Regions from separate parts of the Homo sapiens genome. Here region 2 is linked to region 1. The links are chromatin loops, found by intact Hi-C in ENCODE. Cell type or tissue: dorsolateral prefrontal cortex. All regions are shown on one strand. Each heading gives the region's core, and the rest is flanking DNA. Links, peaks and the distances in the headings are about the cores only.

The links. Peaks named below come from ENCODE experiments on the same cell type or tissue, not always from the same donor. Only the 100,000 strongest peaks of a DNase experiment are listed, where the experiment ranks them.
Region 2: it touches region 1 in a loop (4-fold over the local background); 1 of 110 quality-filtered maps calls a loop at or near these places.

The regions. Positions count from the first base shown.
Region 1 is chr18:9,958,536-9,963,500 of GRCh38, reverse strand. It overlaps VAPA (VAMP associated protein A), which reads right to left. Exons shown (of 6, transcript NM_194434.3): 6 at 3,480-4,965. Among named protein-coding and RNA genes, the nearest start is that of VAPA, 47 kb to the right of the region's middle. RefSeq lists an enhancer at 2,808-3,326. In dorsolateral prefrontal cortex, for the core only: no CTCF peak of the experiment used is centred there; a DNase peak (open chromatin) is centred at 2,318.
Region 2 is chr18:10,713,786-10,716,285 of GRCh38, reverse strand. PIEZO2 (piezo type mechanosensitive ion channel component 2) reads left to right here. Exons shown (of 56, transcript NM_001378183.1): 38 at 470-636; 39 at 1,356-1,522. Among named protein-coding and RNA genes, the nearest start is that of MIR6788, 45 kb to the left of the region's middle. In dorsolateral prefrontal cortex, for the core only: no CTCF peak of the experiment used is centred there; no DNase peak of the experiment used is centred there.

The DNA of each region.
Region 1 (4,965 bases), core at 1,286-3,785:
TTCATTACCATTAAGCTTTAAAATTTACCATTAAATTTAAAAAATTTTAATTATCCCAATATCATGTTCAATATGATTGAAGAACAGAGTAAAAACGTAATTTTTAAAATATCTTGCAGTCTTCACCACAACCTTACAAAGTTACAAAAGAGGAGTGTAAAAATCAGACGGTGTCCTTGATGAGGAGGCTACGCCTCAAAGAGGTTCCATAGTTGTTCCAGGGTTCGTCTCTAGCCAATGGCAGAGTTGAGATCCAAATTCAAGTCTGTCTATCCTCCAAAACCCACACTGTTTGTCCTGCTGCCCCTCTACCAGCATTCAATAAAAGGCTGTTGCCTAACACAGATAATGCCTGCAGCTGCGGACCTGGTTAATGACTTCAAAAATAAAACTTCAAGCCAAATACCCATTGTCCAGATATATTAATTTTTAACCCAAATAATCAGACAGCTTCCCAATTTTCCACTTCATATGGACATATACGATAACTGCTACCATTTCTTGAGCATCTGCTTTGTGCCAAGTTCTGATCTAAGAGCTGTACTTCTTTAATCCCCTCCACATCCAATGAACAGGCATAGTTATTACCCTGTTTACAGAGGAAGCTGGGACAAGAGAGAAATAAAACTGCCCAAGGTCACAACTAGTAAACTGACAGAGCCGGAATTATAACCCACAATCCCATTTCAGCATCCAGACTCATACCACTTTGAAATGCTTTCCTGCCAAGGTTCTCTCATGCTTAATATTTGGAACTATAACGCTAAAGGCCATTGACGTAGCTAAAAATCTAGGTTAACTTGCTGACAGGTGGGCTATGAAGAGCCTGAATTTCAAAAAGCTTGTATTCTGAAACCATATTGCAGCCACATGCCAACTTCTAGCCACTAGTACGGTGTATTAGGTAATTAAGTTTTAGGCATATTATTCTTTGATGTTGAGATTTTCAAAACCAGAAAAAAAAAATTATTTTATACTCTCAAAAGTGACTGAGACCAAAGTAAGTTCTCGTTTTTATTGAATTAAACATCATTAGATCAATTTCACCGTCATTCCCACCCCCTTTTTTCCCTAAAGGCAGCATGGTATGATGAAGGGCCCAGACTTGTCCAAGACCGTTAAGTTTGGACAGTGAATTTCTCCAAGTGCTTCTCATCTGTGTTTTTCAAAAGTCTGAAAGGTGGCCGGGCGCGGTGGCTCATGCCTGTAATTCCAGCACTTTGGGAGGCAGAGGCAGGAGGTTCATGAGGTCAGGAGATAGAGACCGTCCTGGCTAACATGGTGAAATCCCGTCTCTAGTAAAAATACAAAAAATTAGCCAGGCGTGGTGGCGGGCGCCTGTAATCCCAGATACTCGGGAGGCTGAGGAAGGAGAATGGCGTGAACCCGGGAGGCGGAGCTTGCAGTGAGCGGAGATGGCGCCACTGCACTCTAGCCTGGGCGACAGAGCGAGACTCCGTCTTAAAAATAAATAAATAATAAATCTGAAAGGTTATTCTGAGAATAAAATATATGTAAAGTACTTGACATATAATAGGTACTCTACAGTTACTGCTCTTCAAACTTTAGCCTATTTCAGTTTACAATGTTTTGGACATTCTGGGCCCAATTATCTGTTGACCAGGTACAAGTGCTTAACTAGTTTTGCCTCCTGACAACAGGATCCAGCCCATATCCCAATATTTCAATCTGGTATAATCTTACCCTACACCCCCCACTCCAACCTGTACCCAATATAGAAGTACTCAGTATTTATAATACATGATTAGTGTCTAAATCAGGGGTCACAAATTCAGCTGAATACACTGATCATGCAGGTAACAAGTAAAACGGAGTATAAAACAAGTGATGGGAATTACAGGGGAAACTGCTACTTGGCTCCAGAAAATTGTTGCCATGTGGTAATGCAAGACCTTTGTTCCAAATCTTGAATTTTCAAAAAAAATGCCAGACTTTGTGCCATTTCTCCATTTACACACACACACACACACACACACACACACTCTGCAGCGCATGCAGAAACAGTGTGGATGTGCAAGCAGCCTGAAGATTCCACATATGTGCTTAAAGCACCTCATCTCTCTTCCCCTAGACTCGTTTTCCTTCTAAAATTATGTGTTACTATGTACAGTCACATGTAGCAAGTGGCTTTTAGGGCAACATTTGTCTCAACAACTGTCTTCTGGCCAGACTTGATGTCTGAGTCCTAGAACAAACCACAAGAGATTCAGGAAAGAGCTGAGATTTTCAGTGATGTCAACTACATCTGTGCCAGACCGATCAACAGACTCTGTGCTAACATCAGGCAGTGGCAGCATTGCTGCAATCATCAATAGGCTTCAGCAGCCTTTGCTAGAGACTGGTGTGCTAATTTCAGTTCTAGCCCTGGCAGCAACGGAAAGTCACTACAATGGGTCCAAGCTGCTACTCAAAGGAGAAAACAATATATTAGTACATGAAACGCATGAGAAACCCCAAGGGAATTAGGTGGAAGTTTGGGGGTGTAAAAAATGTTAGGTGAAGGTAAAGCTAGACAAATAATCATCTAAGATACACAGCTACGTGGCATTTTAAAACATGCAAAATACACTATAAAACTGATTATATAATTACATACACAGGCAGCAAAACATTGAAACAAAAGAAGGACAAAAATTTCAGGTTCGTGGTTTGACAGACGAAAATGTGGACAGGGAAGGGCATAAAGGTGGCTTTAATCATATCTAGGCTCTAAACCAAATACGGAAAAATAATGTGTCAAAGCTGGGGAAACTTCGTAAGGAAAAAAATCAAAGCAAAGGGAAAAGGAAACACTATTCTAAAGCCACCTCATCTCCATACTACTGTGGTATGGGAAACACGTTATGAAAATGTAAAACTTCATTTGCTATTGGTATCTCCAAAGTACTGTCTTGGAGTTAGACATCAAAGTATTGGATGGAAATAACTATTTACATATTTAAGCAGTTTAAACATTATTTGCTGAAAACATTTGCACTACTTCCTCAAATGCATAGATGTGACAGGCTTGTTAACTACTCAATGCAAATACTATTGTAGCTGTTATCTCCCCCCATCACCTTGTGATGCAAATGTTATAACAATGAACACAAATTTCTACCACCTTAAAGTTCACATCGGGAACCTTTAAGTACATATGCCAATATACTCCTCTCCCTGAAATACCCGTTCTACTCACCACCTATCTTAGAAAGGAACCACTTGGTCCAATTCAAAATTAAGGCTCTTAAGGCATTTCCTTCATTGCAGAATGTATAATCTCCATAATTTCTTAAAACATGCATAGGGAAACTCCTCCAGCTGAGGGATTCTATGGGAGTCCCAGTGTACAAGAACATGTCTCCCTTGCAGAGATAATTTACTTGATTAAACATTTAACTTTTAAAAGAAAATCTTAATATCCCAATAACTTCATAAAATTTGCTCAATGGCAAAGTACACAAAAGCACCCAAAGAAATACTTTGCAAAACTTTATTTTGATTCTCGTTTGTATTTGTTTTCATGTGAAATATATCCTTAAATTTAATTCAAAGTAGCTTAATACCCTCATATATTTATCTACATATTATATACAATTAAGGATATACATTTTGAATTAAAACAGCACAAAAAAGAAAGTTTGCTCCCCACAACTGTAATTCCTAACAAACCTCTATTTGAAACAAGAATAGGAATTCTTATTGCTCGAAAATACAAAAGATTCCAATTCCTTACCATTTCAACCCTCCACATTTTTTTTTTTTTTTTTTTTTTTTTTGGAACAATGTCAGTAACTCACTCTCTCTCTCACACACACACATTGTATTATTTTTCCTCAGGGTTCTTAAGTGCCTATAGTACATAACAATTTTTGTTCTTTGTAGAATTATAAACAGTATCAAGAATTTAGACCACAAAGTCAATTATAAAAAACTCTTGCTTTAATCATTAAATCTTAAAGGACCATTAGAAAAGGCCAGTCACATTCTGTTCTCCAGTCTTGTAGGTTACATAAGCCATTTCCATAAATTCTATAGCCTTCTTCTTAGAGTAACACACACTCTTGTTTAGGAATGTTCATGTTGGTTTTGTTCACGGACTGAGATTGTTAGTGGGCAGGAGTTTACTTCTTCTCAATTTTCTGGGAGATAAAGGGGGAAAGCAGTCTTCAAAAATTTAAGACCAAAAATCTTAAAGACATTTCACAAATAATAGTACTCCATGTAAAGTGGAATCAAAGGCATCACAAAATTGCCATACTTACTGTTTGTGAGGAGTCAATATTTGACTTGGACCAGGACACAAACTATGTCCTTCATATGGTAGATCACTAGGATCAGACCATCTAGATCCCACTTTCTCTGCTACTTCAGCTGTGTAGACTTGAGCTAATTGAACCTGTCTAAACCCGTCTCCCCTATTCCATAGGATGGAGATAAGTATTTCACAAGTTATCAATGATGATGAAATGAGCTGACGTAAAACTAAGTAATAAGCATGTTGAAAACGACATTATACTTGAAAACCACCTTTTGCTTTGAGAAATACATGATGGACAAAATAAATTTCTCAGGTAGGTAGGTACACTGGGTGTCAGCAAAATGGCAATTAATACTGAAGCCCACATTTCTCAAATCGCCTTTTTGCGATGACAGCTCATTTATTCACAAGTCAAAAATCTTTAGTGGTATTCCAGCAATCCTAACTTGACAAGCAAAGCTTTTATGCAATTTTTTTTAAGCAATACCTAACAGTGACTCCTGCAGTTTAAAGAAAAATAAGTATTTTAAGTTCCCCTGTATTGCTGAAGTCAAGTCTTAATTAAATCTACTTCATATCTGCCTTTGGCATTTAAAAACCTACATAAAGCAACTGTCTGGCCGATGATTGGAGCTTGAAAAAAACTACCATGCCAGATCTCCACCCCAGACCAATTAGGTCAGTATCTCTGGGGGTGCTATTCA
Region 2 (2,500 bases), core at 1-2,500, 750 kb before region 1:
CCTTCCCTTGAGTGGGTTGAGGAGGAGGAGGAAGAAGAGGGGTTGGTTTTTCTGTATTAGGGGTGGCAGAGGCAGCAGAGGTGGAGGAGAGAAGGTGGAAGGGGAAACAGAAGAGGCAGGCACATTTGGAGTAACTTTTACTGAAAACAATCCACGCGTAGAGTGGATCCACGCTGTCCAAACCCATGTTCAAGGGTCAGCTGCACAGGGAGCCGCCCTGCTTTCTGTTTCCACTAAAGATTACAAGTTCTATCCTGATTTGGTCTGCCACTGCGTGTGTGCAAAGCCCCACAAAAGCTTCCTGCATGGCAGCTCTCCTCCGTGCGTCATGAGTATCTGAGTCACATGCCTTATTAGATGCACGGGCCAAGAGCCAGGTCCAGCTTTGGTAAAACATCGCTGGGCTACACAAAAGTAAAATCAATGGTATTTTGTTCCTTTAACATCTTGTTGCCTTTCTTCCTCCTAGATAATATCATCAAGAGGATATTTAATATTTTGAAATTTACCTGGGTCCTATTTCTGGCAACAGTGGACAGTTTCACTACTTGGCTTAACTCCATTTCAAGGGAGCATATTGATATATCTACAGTTCTGAGAATTGAACGATGCATGCTGACCAGAGAAATTAAGAAGGTAACACTGCTGGTGTAATTCTTTTTGCTCCTTCCCACATTAAGAAGACATTAAAAGTCAATGTCCAAAACTCCAGGTAGGATAAGACAAAGCCCTTTCTTTCCAGGCAGTTGTGGCATAACCCCTTTGCTTTTCTGTATATTTAAATCTATTCCACACTAAGAATTAAAATAATTAAATGTCATGCACATGCACCTACACACACACACGTCACAGAATGGCAACTTTATTCATCCTATCCCTCCCCTCACCACAGTTTGCAGGTGTACAGACTTTGCCTTGTTCTATATCCCTATATCTAATAGAGAATTATAGTTTTAGTCTAGAAAGTGTAGAAAGTGGTGTTTGTTTTCTCCCACCTGATCACTGAAGTCTGGAAAGTTTGATCTAAAACTTTTTTATAATAAAAAGTAGGACATACGCAGAATAACAAAATATATGGTTTAAAGACTGTATTTTAAAATAATAGTTCATATCTTGAAAGGTTACTATGATTTGGCAAAATTATCTACCTATAAGAAGACATTTACTTAGATCTACCTAGTAATGTTGGAAACCACTTATGAAATGAGTCGACATCAATCCCCACTTGCCTAGCATGGTCCTAATCCTTATCCAGGCATGCATGGGTATGAAAAGCTGTCTGTGTTGAGAAATGCCAGGTGGCTATACAGGTAGATGCCTCCATAAGAACTGTGGCAATGTCTCATTCTCCTCAGGGCAATGTTCCAACTCGGGAGAGCATCCACATGTACTATCAGAACCACATCATGAACCTTTCCAGAGAGTCGGGACTGGACACCATTGACGAGCATCCCGGAGCTGCTTCAGGTGCACAGACAGCCCACAGGATGGATAGTTTAGATTCACATGACAGTATCTCCAGGTATTTCACTTTCTAACAATGGGTTTACTTTTGACAAAGGTAAATGAGGTGGATGTCATCAAATATAAGAAATGAATGTGTGAGGTGAAAGTTCATCAAAACCATGCATGGACCCCCACCCTCTTCCAGCTGTCGCCATCTGTACAACAAACTATAAGGAACATTGTCCTCACCTAGAAGGAACCAAATAAAAGCAGATATCAATAAGACACTATTAGCTATACCTGTGTGACCCAAAGGCACAGTATAGAGATTTCCAGGCTGGAGGCAAGGAAGAATGATCCCTCCCAACCCCAAAGTTATTATTTGTGGGACATCTTTAGTGCCTTTCAAGATAGCCGATCCACAGTGTCTTCTACATTAGGGTCTTCTACTTCTGTTGCTATCCTTGATCTTTCCCTTCAGAATTGTTACCTTAAGTTTTATGATAAAAATTCCCAAAAAGTATTCTGTTAGCTTCCATCTTCTCTGAGTTTACTATTGTATGCATTGTTTCACAACAGGATTGTCAGATGACACAGTACTAATGGGTTCGCCAGGGGCCAGCACTAAGCACTGTACCTGGGTTACCTCATTTTATCCTCTAAGACCCTACGAGATGCATGCTATTATTATCCCTGTTTTGCAAAGACAGAATTCGGTTACAGGGAGATTAAGAAACATACCCAAAGTCACACAGCTAGGATGTATATAAAAGCGGACCCGCAATCCAAAATCATGTGGTTTAGCTCAGAACCCAAGCTCTCAACCACCCTAGTATGCTGTCTCTCATTGCCTCTTCCTGCACCGCAGACCAACTTACTGCCTGTCCCAGAAAAGCCTCAGAATTCTTTGCATCACAGTGTTCTAGATAGCTGATAACAATTGTACAGAGCTAGATTCTAAATTAAAGCAGAAGTCCCTGTCTTAGGAGGAAAAATCGCCTTGTTAGGGTGAAGCGCTAGACCAAATGAATTACACCTTATAGCCACCTTCATG